2 separate regions of the Homo sapiens genome follow, and region 1 is linked to region 2. A link is a contact called in ENCODE Hi-C or POLR2A ChIA-PET data. All regions are on one chromosome and are shown on one strand. The core of a region is the stretch at or near the end of the contact, and the rest is flanking DNA. Distances in the headings are between cores, read along the strand shown.

The links. A loop is a pair of places that touch in the nucleus more often than their neighbours do. ChIA-PET counts read pairs that join two places held with the same protein, here RNA polymerase II (POLR2A).
Region 1: a loop to region 2 is called in a map with no recorded cell type, with 8 times the contacts of the local background. The contact joins the promoter of RAD23A here to the promoter of ZNF491 in region 2. A Hi-C loop is called at or near these places in 1 of 37 single-sample maps with no recorded cell type. POLR2A ChIA-PET finds 5 or more read pairs at or near these places in 1 of 52 experiments (PC-9).

What each region holds. Positions count from the first base shown.
Region 1 is chr19:12,943,066-12,947,980 of GRCh38, reverse strand. It overlaps RAD23A (RAD23 nucleotide excision repair protein A), which reads right to left and starts at 2,119. Exons shown (of 9, transcript NM_005053.4): 1 at 1,961-2,119; 2 at 1-133. The coding sequence starts at 2,032. CALR (calreticulin) reads right to left here. Exons shown (of 9, transcript NM_004343.4): 8 at 4,352-4,444; 9 at 3,492-4,268. The coding sequence ends at 4,068. RefSeq lists enhancers at 1-702, 2,018-2,237, 1,649-2,341 and silencers at 1,332-1,626, 1,598-1,657, 1,678-1,867, 1,878-1,957.
Region 2 is chr19:11,797,165-11,802,197 of GRCh38, reverse strand. It overlaps ZNF491 (zinc finger protein 491), which reads right to left and starts at 3,675. Exons shown (of 3, transcript NM_152356.4): 1 at 3,471-3,675. RefSeq lists enhancers at 3,414-3,573, 3,584-3,683, 3,909-4,420 and a silencer at 4,514-4,683.

The DNA of each region.
Region 1 (4,915 bases), core at 870-3,369, 1.1 Mb before region 2:
TCTCATCGATGCGATAGTCCCTGATAGGGACATCGTCACTCAAGATCTTGCCGGCATAGATGAGTTTCTGTCCAGCCACGGGGAAGGCATCACGACCCTTCTCAGCTTCTATCTTCTCCTTTAGCACCTTCACCTAGAGGGAGTGGTACAGACAGTCACTGGAGACCCCAAGATTCTCTTTTCCCTTCTAGTTTAGGACAGAGAAACTGCCAGCCCTGATGGCAGAAAGGCAAGCACGCTGGGTTTTTTAAGCTTTCTCAGCATCTAAAGCATGCTAGATTTGAATTCATTCAATCATCATGCCATTCAACACAGTATTTACTTATACTAAACACCCATTATGTGCCAGGTGCTGTTTTAGACACAGAGGCCACAGCACAGAACAAACTCAACACAAGTAAGTCCCTGCTCTCAATGAGAGAACACTAATGTGAAGAAAATGTAATTTCGGGTAGTATAAAGTATAATTAACAGAATAAAGGGGACAGTCCCCCACTCTACACTCTACCTTGGACAATAAGTGACTAATAGTTAATAGTGATATTTTTTAATTTTAAGAGGCAGGATCTCGCTGCCGCCCATGCTGGATTGATGTGGCACGATCATCGCTGACTGCAGCCTCAAACTCCTGGGCTCAACTGGTACTCTTGTCCAGCCTTGGGAGTAGCTAGGACTAAAGGTACACACCACCACTCCAGACTAATTAAAAATAATTTTTTTTTGTAGATAAGAGTCTCCCTATGTTAGACTGGCTGGTCTCAAACTCCTGGCCTCAAGCAATCCTCCTGCCTCTGCCTCCCAAATCATCAGGATTAGAGGCATGAGCCACCGTGCCTGGCCAATAGTGCTACTGTAAATGTATATGTGTCATACCTTTTAAGTTTCCTATGAAATACGTTTAATTGGTCTCATTTTATTTATTGATTTTTGTTTCTTTTTTTTGTAGAGAACGGGGTCTCACTGTGTTGCCAGGATGATCTCGAATTCCTAGGCTCAAGGGCTCCTCTTCCCTCTGCCTCCCTAAGTGCTGGGATTACAGGCGGAAGCCAGCAGGCGACCGGTTCATTTGATATTTGAGAAAACGGAGGCACAGACAGGTAGGCAGGTTAACTTGCCCAAAGCCAAACACTTGAGCGGATCAAAAAATGTGTGTTTCCTTTTCTACAAAAAGTGGACTTCAATGTCTCCCTCACTATGCAAAAAGCGCCAAGTACCCAATAGACATTCAGTATGTTTGAATTAGGTCCTAATTCTACTTTTGACTAAAAAGGCAGCATAATATTTATATCGTGGACGCTCACACGAGGCAGAACCGAATTTGAATCCCAGCTCTGCCATTACTTGTGTGTGACTGTGGCAAAGTTCCTCAATCCCTAGGTTTCCACATCTGTAAAATGATCAGAGGTCCCCAATGACAAGCCCGTTTTGCAGAGCGGTAAAACAACACTACAACACTCGGTGACTGATAAAAAGTAAACGGCCAACAAACACGGACCACCAAAATTATAAAGACTGAGACCCGTTTATTATCATTAACATCGTTGTTGTCGTCACTACTCAGTATCTCCTGGTCATTACTCCTAGATTCGACCACCAGTGTCCCAAGGAGACGCCTGCAAAGCTGGGAACGTGGAGCCCAGTCTTGGAGAGCTTGGCCTGCCCAGGAATCCGAGCTTGTGACTCCCGCGCCCCGCGAGAGCGCTGACATTGGAGCCGGGGCCTGGCCAGCGCCCCGGGGGTGGGGCCTCGCCCGGAGACCGGCGCAGGAGCGCCGCCCGATCGGCTGGGGGCTGGGCCAAAGACCATCGGGGGGTCCAGGAAAGTCGGGCAGGTCGGGGGTCTGGGCAGGGCCGACCCGCGCCGTCCTCCCTGCCCCTCCCGTTGGGATTCTAGCCTCCCCGCCCCCACCCCACCCCCGAAACCCGTCGCTCCCGCCCCCGGGCTCCGGCCCGGCCCGCACCGTCTCGTCAGGCTCCATGCGGATCTTGAAGGTCTGCTGCTGCAGCGTTTTGAGCGTGATGGTGACGGCCATGGCGGGGCCCGAGCGACGCGGCGGCCCCGGGATCCTCACACAACATGCAACTCACGCCGCCGCCATCTTAGCGCCCAGGCGCGCCGCGCCGCGCGCCGACCACTTCCGGGGCAGGCAATGCGCGCGCTGACCACCGGCGCACGTGACCTGCGCACTCCCTCCTTGGCCTTTGTGGGCATGCGCACGAGCGCGTTCTCGAGCGAGGCACGCGCAGACTAAACTCCGCGCTGTGGGCGGGGCTTCTTGCTCGGCCCGCACACGTGGTCTCCTGAGTGACGCCATGCCCGTTATCGGTGACGTCACGGGGCTGCAAAGTGACTCTGGTGTCCCCACTCTCACGCTCAAATGAATTTTTAACAAAGTTTTTATGTACCTGTACTGGTTACAGACATTTGTATTTCTTCTGTAAAAACCTCATTTTGCCTCTTCCAAATGAGAATTTTTTCTTTCAAACAGTCTCTGTCACCCAGGCTGGAGTGCAGTGGCGCGATCTCGGCTCACTGCAGCTTCCGCCTTCCGGGTTCATGCAATTCTCCTGCCTCAGCCTCCCGAGTAACTGGGATTACAGGCACCCCCCACCACGCCCGGATAATTTTTTGTATTGGGTTTCACCGTGTTGGCCAGGCTGGTCTCAAAACTCCTGACCTCAGGTGATCCACCCGCCTCGGCCTCCCAAAGTGCTGGGATTACAGGCGTGAACCACCGTACCCGGCCCCCAAATGAGTTTTATTCTGGTCTGGGTATCCTGGCAGGAACCCTTGTAGAGCAGTCAAAGTGAAAGTTACTCAAAACTAGAAATACCTGAAAGGCCACCAAGCACAGAAAAAAAACCTTAAGTTGGAAGCGGGGGCAAGGTGCCATTTTGTAGCCTCATTCATTCTTTAGGGATCTGGAGTTTTGGAATGAACCTACAATTTTCATTCTTGGGTCTCCGGGCAGGAGTACTTTGTTGTACTATACCTAATCTGACCCCAGAAGTATTTAAAGATGTTAACTTTCAAAGCCTCACTACATTAAATACAGAATTCTCCCTTGGATCTACCAGTCCTGGAGGCATCCCAGAGGGGTTGGGCTGAGCCACAGGACCCCAAAGGAATAGAAGCATGAAAAAGGCCAGTTTAAGGGGCAGGGTGAACCAGATTGAGCCACTGTACGCCAGCCTGGACAACAGAGCGAGAGTCTATCTTAAAAATAAATAAATAAGCAGAACCAAAACTTACCAGTTAGGTTCAAGGATTCAGTAAGTTAGTATGTGGAGTATTTACAGCAGCAACAGCCATTCCCCCGTTGGTTTTGAGGGTTATGGGGTAAATAAGGGTCCCTGGAATCTTGTGGAACACTCAGCAACCTCTCTAGCAATAGCTGAAAAAGGAGATATACTGGAAACCCCCCCCCCCCCCAAAAAGACCACTGCTGGGTTTCCTTAAGTCTGTCTTTCCCCAGAAGGAGACACAGGAGGGAGACACAAAATTTAATTTAATAGAAATTTTGTTTGTAGTTCTTACATTCTCAGTGTGAGCCAATCTGGGACCCACTGCCCCACCCAGAAGTGGCCCAGTCCTGGGGGCAGGGGAGAAAGGGAGGGGTGAAATGAGAAGAGCCCCGTTCTTCCTCAGTGCTGGGGGGTTGGAGACACCACCCCCTTCTGCTGCCCTCCTCTGGGCTCCAGGAAGGAGAGCAGATGAAATCTCAGGCCTGTGGCTTCTCCACACCACTGCCCCCCAGGTTGGAGGGGAGCTAAGAGATGAGAGAAGGGGACAGAGGCAAGAAAAGATGTTGATCAAGAAAGATGAGAACCAGGGGTGAGGGCTGAAGGAGAATCAAAGATAAAATACCAGTTTAAAAAAAAAAAAAAAAAAGGGCGGGGAGGGGGTGGGGGAGAGTGGAGGAGGGGAACAAAACCAAAATCCACCCCAAATCCGAACCAGCCTGGAAAAAAATGAAAGTTCTCGAGTCTCACAGAGACATTATTTGGCGCGGCCAGCTCTGCGGCAGGAGCGCTCAGGCCTCAGTCCAGCCCTGGAGGCAGGCCTCTCTACAGCTCGTCCTTGGCCTGGCCGGGGACATCTTCCTCCTCATCTTCCTCCTTGTCCTCCTCATCCTCCTCATCCTCATCTTTGTCCTCATCATCCTCCTTGTCCTCTGCCTCCTCCTCCTCTTTGCGTTTCTTGTCTTCTTCCTCCTCCTTAAGCCTCTGCTCCTCGTCCTGTTTGTCCTTCATTTGTTTCTCTGCTGCCTGCAGGCAGAGCACACACCTCAGGGCCTTGCCCCCTGCCAGCCCTGCCCGCCCCCGACATCAGGACCAGGACCAGGCCTCACCTTTGTTACGCCCCACGTCTCGTTGCCAAACTCCTCAGCGTATGCCTCATCGTTGGTGATGAGGAAGTTGTCAAAGATGGTGCCAGACTTGACCTGGAGGATGAATGGGAAGGATGGTCAGAGGTGATACCCGATAGCCCTTGCTTTGGACAGGGTTTCCACCTGTGTTCCTATAACCACTATATTCTGCTGCCTGCATCTGCAGAGAAGACAAGGAACACCGCTGACACTGCAGTTAAAAAGATGGAGAGGCCAGGTGAGGTGGATCACGCCTGTAATCCTCGCCCAGAGGCCAAGGTGGGCGGATCACGAGGTCAGGAGATCGAGACCACCCTGGCTAACACGGTGAAACCCCGTCTCTACTAAAAATACAAAAAATCAGCCAGGCGTGGTGGCAAGTGCCTGTAGTCCCAGCTATTTGGGAGGCTGAGACAGGAGAATGATGTGAACCCAGGAGGCGGAGCTTGCAGTGAGCCAAGATCGTGCCACTGCACTCCAGCCTGGGTGACAGAGTGAGACTCCATCTCCAAAAAAAAAAAAAAAAAAAAAAAAGATGGAAAGATG
Region 2 (5,033 bases), core at 2,426-4,925:
CCCACTTTTAGGTCGAATTATATTCAATTCAAAAGAATTAAAAGTAGGATCTCAAAGAAATATTTGAAAACCATCGATGGCTGGGTACAGTGGCTGATGCCTGTAACCCCAACACTTTCAGGAGGCTGAGGCAGGAAGATCAATTGAGCCCAGGAATTTGAGACCAGCCTAGGCAACAGAGTGAGATCCAATCTCTATAAAAAATAAAATAAAATGAATTGAAATCCATTGTTCACAACACCCAACAGGTAGATCAACCTAAATGCCAATCAATGGATGAATGGATAATGAAAATGTATATATATATACAACAGGATATTATTTATTCTTATAAAATGACATCCTGTCCCATACTACAACAGGCATGAAACTTCATGATACTAAGCTAACTGCAAAAGACCAGTCAGAAAAAGAAAAATGCAGTATGACTCATCTTAGAGAAGTTATATAAAATTGTCAAACTAACTCAATGGTACACTTAAAATGCTTGAGCTAGTAAAATTTTTAAGGTTTTTCTTATTGTAATTAACTAGAAAAATTATTGTACCAAAAAGGAAAACTAATTGACTAAAATATGGGCAATGGCGCGATCTTGGTTCACTGCAACCTCCGCCTCCCAGGTTCAAGCAATTCTCCTGCCTCAGCCTCCTGAGTAGCTGGGACTATAGGCATGCACCACCATGCCCAGCTAATTTTTGTATTTTTAGTAAAGACAGGGTTTCACTATGTTGGCCAGGCTGGTCTTGAACTCCTGACCTCATGATCCACCCGCCTCAGCCTCCCAAAGTGCTGAGATTATAGGCATGAGCCACCACATCCAGCCAAGCAATGGATTTTAATGACATTTCTCCCAGACATACACAAATGGCCAACAAACACATGAAAAGATGATCAATGTCAAGAATCAGCCATGGAGTTTTACCCAATGTCATTTTGGGTAGTTACTGAATAGTTTCCTCTCATAAAAAATATTCATAAACAAAATATAATTTTTTTCTTTTTAAAATTTTATTTATTTATTTAATAGAGACGGGGTCTCTCTATGTTGCTGAGCTGGTCTTAAACTTCTGGACTCAAGTGATCCTCCCACCTCGGCCTGCCAAAGTGCTGGGATTACAGGTGTAAGCCAGCATGCCAAGCCCTAAAGTTTTTGTTTTTTTGAGGAAAATTTTCACCCTGTCTCCCAGGCTGGAGTGCAGTGGTGCCCTCAAGGCTCACTGCAGCCTTGGATCTTCGGGGCTCAAGCGATCCTCCCGCCTTAGTCTCCCGAGTATAGTAGCTGAGACTACAGGAATATGACACCATGCCCAGCTATTTTGTTTGGTTGTTTTCAGTAGAGATGAGATCTTGCTATGTTGCCCTGCCCACTCTGGTCTTGAACTCCTAGGCTCAAGCAATCCTCCCACCTGGGCCTCTGAAAGTGCTGGGATTACAGGAGTGAGTCACTGTGCCTGGACTAAAATTTTTAAAAAATGTTTTCTTTCCCGTGTCTCTACTAAAAATACAAAAATCTGCCGGGCATGTCGGCACATGCCTGTAATCCCAGCTACTTGGGAGGCTGAGGCAGGGGAATCGCTTGAACCCAGGAGGCCGAGGTTGCAGTGAGCCAAGATAGCACCATTGCACTCCAGCCTGGGCAACAGACACAGTGAGACTGTCTCAAAAAAAAAAAAAAAAAAAAAGTTTTCCTTATTTTCAGAGGTGTTGATAACATTTTTAAATAGTGCTATTCATTTGTCTGTGGAAAAATGATAAAATATGGCAGCTGTTTCAAATGTAGCATGGGAAACACATAATTGATAAGGATGTCAATTGGCGAGGGGAAGTTGGTGTTTTTGAATGTGAGGAGAAAACCAGAAATTTAGGGATTTACTGTCATACCTGGGAAGAACTAGGCTGGGAGAGGGGTCCCAAAAACTCCCTCTTTGATCAAACTAGTCAGGCTCCTCAGAGCCCCCCTCTTCTTGAGTAGACTTTGGCCTTTTCCTGCAGAGCCCTGTGGTAGCAAAAACCCTTCTAAGGGAGTTTAGAGAAAATTCCCCCAAACCTGATATCCAATCAAGTCCCTTTTCCCTACGTTTGACAATCTCTTCCCTAATTCTTGACACTAAACCAACTTCCATCCTCTCCCTCACCTTGCCTATTAGCTGTAAATTCAATACTGTCGTTGATGCAGCCTTCACCTCCTGGGCTCAAGCAATTCTCCTGCCTCAGCCTCCAGACTAACTACAGAAGCGGCCATCATACCTGACTAATTTTTTTTTTTTTTAACAGAGTCTCGCTCTGTCGCCAGGCTGGAGTGCAGTGGCACCATCTCGGCTCACGCAACCTCCGCCTCCTGCGTTCAAGCGATTGTCTTGCCTCAGCCTCCCGAGTAGCCGGATTACAGGCACGTGCCACCACGCCCAGCTAATTTTTGTATTTTTGGTAGAGTCGGGGTTTCACCATGTTGGCCAGGATGGTCTCGAATTCCTGACCTCGTCATCCGCCCGCCTCGGCCTCCCAAAGTGCTGGGATTGTAGACGTGAGCCACCGCGCCCGGCCATACCCGACTAATTTTTTAAAATATTTTGTACAGACGGGGTCTCGCCATGTTGTCCACGCTGGCATCACCTTGCCTTACGCTGGAATGTTAAATATACTCTTTTAAATTGGAAAGGAAATGAAACCCAAATGTAAAGAAAAAAAAAAAAAAGCTCTATGGGGGCGGGGGGAGGGGGGCGGGCCAAACTCTGATTAAATTGTTGTGCCTCACAAACTAGCCTTGTATAAAAAACGTTGTAATCCTGTTAAATTTCTTGCCTATATAAGCAAGAACTTAAACTTTTAAATTTGAAACACTGAGCCCATTTCCGTGGATCCTGTGTTTTCCCAAATGGGCCATTCCCAGCTTCTTGCTTGAGTAAACTTTAAAAAACTGGAATCTGATTCTTTTATTTCAGGTTGACAAGTCCACATACGGCGACAGCATCACTGTAACTAATCAAGTATTTAATCCTGTTTGCCTCCTCATGCAACTTATAAAAGCCTTTTCTTCAATCACAAGCCATGACCGGGTGTTTCTCACTCGGAATCGCTGTTGCTCCAACAAACTCTTTAACTGTTAACAGAGCCTCAGTTTAATTTTTAGCAGAAGAAAGGCGGGACACATCCGACCCCCCATGACCCTCCCGTGGCCCCCGCACAATCTGGGAAGACGCCGGGCTGCGGGCGCGGAGCTGCCCAGAGAGGACTCCGGGGCCGGGGCCGCAGTCGCCGCGTAGGGACGGGACAGGACGCCCGGGGTCCCAGCTGCGGGCCCAGCCCCACCTGGCGGCCGAGCGGACCGAGGGCCAAGCCACGCCATGGGGGACGCGGGTCCCAATCGCCGGGGTCGCCCGAGCGGAGGCCTGGGTCCCGCCACAGCAGGATCCTGTTGGTTCCACCCAGCCCCTCTTCCACGTATCTGGACGCTAGGCCGGGCACTTTACCATTTCCCTGCTTCTTGGTGTCCCGGCGTCCTCTTTATGACTCCGGAGCAGGTCACAGCGCAGGTGACAGCGTCACAGGAGCCGTGGCGGAGGCACCTGGGGCCTCTCGGAGCAGCAAGGACTGGATGCAGAACGCAACGGACCCCAGCAACAAAGGAGTGCAGAGACTCTGAGTGCGGCCTTCTGCTTCCCCGGATTGACAGTTGGCAGGGCCCCGTCCCAGGGCCCCTGATTGGATGGGGTTCCAGGCTCCGCCCCTCAGCCCTGAGTGACAGGGTAAGCCCTGGGTAACGGAGCCCTGCAGAGCCCGGCTGATTAATCCTAGCTACAGCCTTTCTAAGGCTAAGCTCACTCCCTGCGCCCTGGTCGTTGGCTATCTGCATTTCAGCCAAACTTGCTACTTATTGTTAGAAGGGGCACTGTTAGCTTCCTCGATCTTTCAGAAATGTGTGCTGGGAATTCCAGACTCGGTGTTCAATGGAGTCATTCCTTTGCCTCATAGCAGGAAGGAAATCCAGGCCAGGCCAGGCCAGGCAAGACTGCACCAGGAGGGAGAGGCAGGTGTCCTCTACAGGGCGGGAATTGGGGATGAGACTTCCTCACACTCCCCCCGTCCCACCCCTGAATATGGAACCGCTTCCTCCCCCTAGACTTCATTTTCACCAGCAGAAGTTCTCACCTGGGGTCAGTTTAAGCTTCTAACCTAAGTAAACTATTACCTTCACAAACCCTTTCTCCAGGTGACATGTCAGACAAATCTTACTGAGCCTGATCTTCACAGATTATCTTTGTATGTACAAATTACAGTCTGTCGCCGGGACCCTTTGCACGTAAAAACCAAACACTGCCCCCGCAAAACGTCCCTAGGCTCTAGGTACAGCCCCAGTAAGGACAGAACCTCCCCCCAACCCCCCTACACAAAGTGCACCTGCACGTGAGTCTCCTGCTTTCCAGGGCTCTGTAGCTTCTCAGGATCCACATTCCTTCCGCAGCTGTTCTGAGCAGCTGGAGGCCACCTGCAGTAGAGGGCAGGCTGCCCGGGAAACACCCAGGGGAGCTCCCTTTCCCTCCCTTTGCCGGCTCCAGACTGGCCTCAGCAGGGTGTCACTGGCCTTAGGCTCTGCTGCCCCCTACAGGTTATTCACTTCATTGATCGGTTACCTGAGACAAACACCCTCAGTTCCACTGTACGTATGTATAAAGTGGGGAAGGAAAATTCTAAGATAATTGAAGTGAATTAAAAGACTTGCAGGCAGGGTGCGGGGGCTCACGCCTATAATCCCAACCCTTTTGGAGGCTGAAGCGGGAGGACTGCTTGAACCCAGGAGTTCATCATCCTGGAAAACGGAGCCACACCTCGTCTGTACTAAAAATTTAAAAATTAGCAGTGCGTGGTGTCCTGAACCTGTAGTCCCAGCTACTCGGGAGGCTGAGGTGGGAAGATCTTGAGCCCAGGAGTTTGAAGCTTCAGTGACCTATGATCTCGCCACTGTGCTTCAGCAAGAGTTGTGATAGTTGTATCAGATAAAATAGACTTTAAATAAAAAACAGTACAAAAAGACA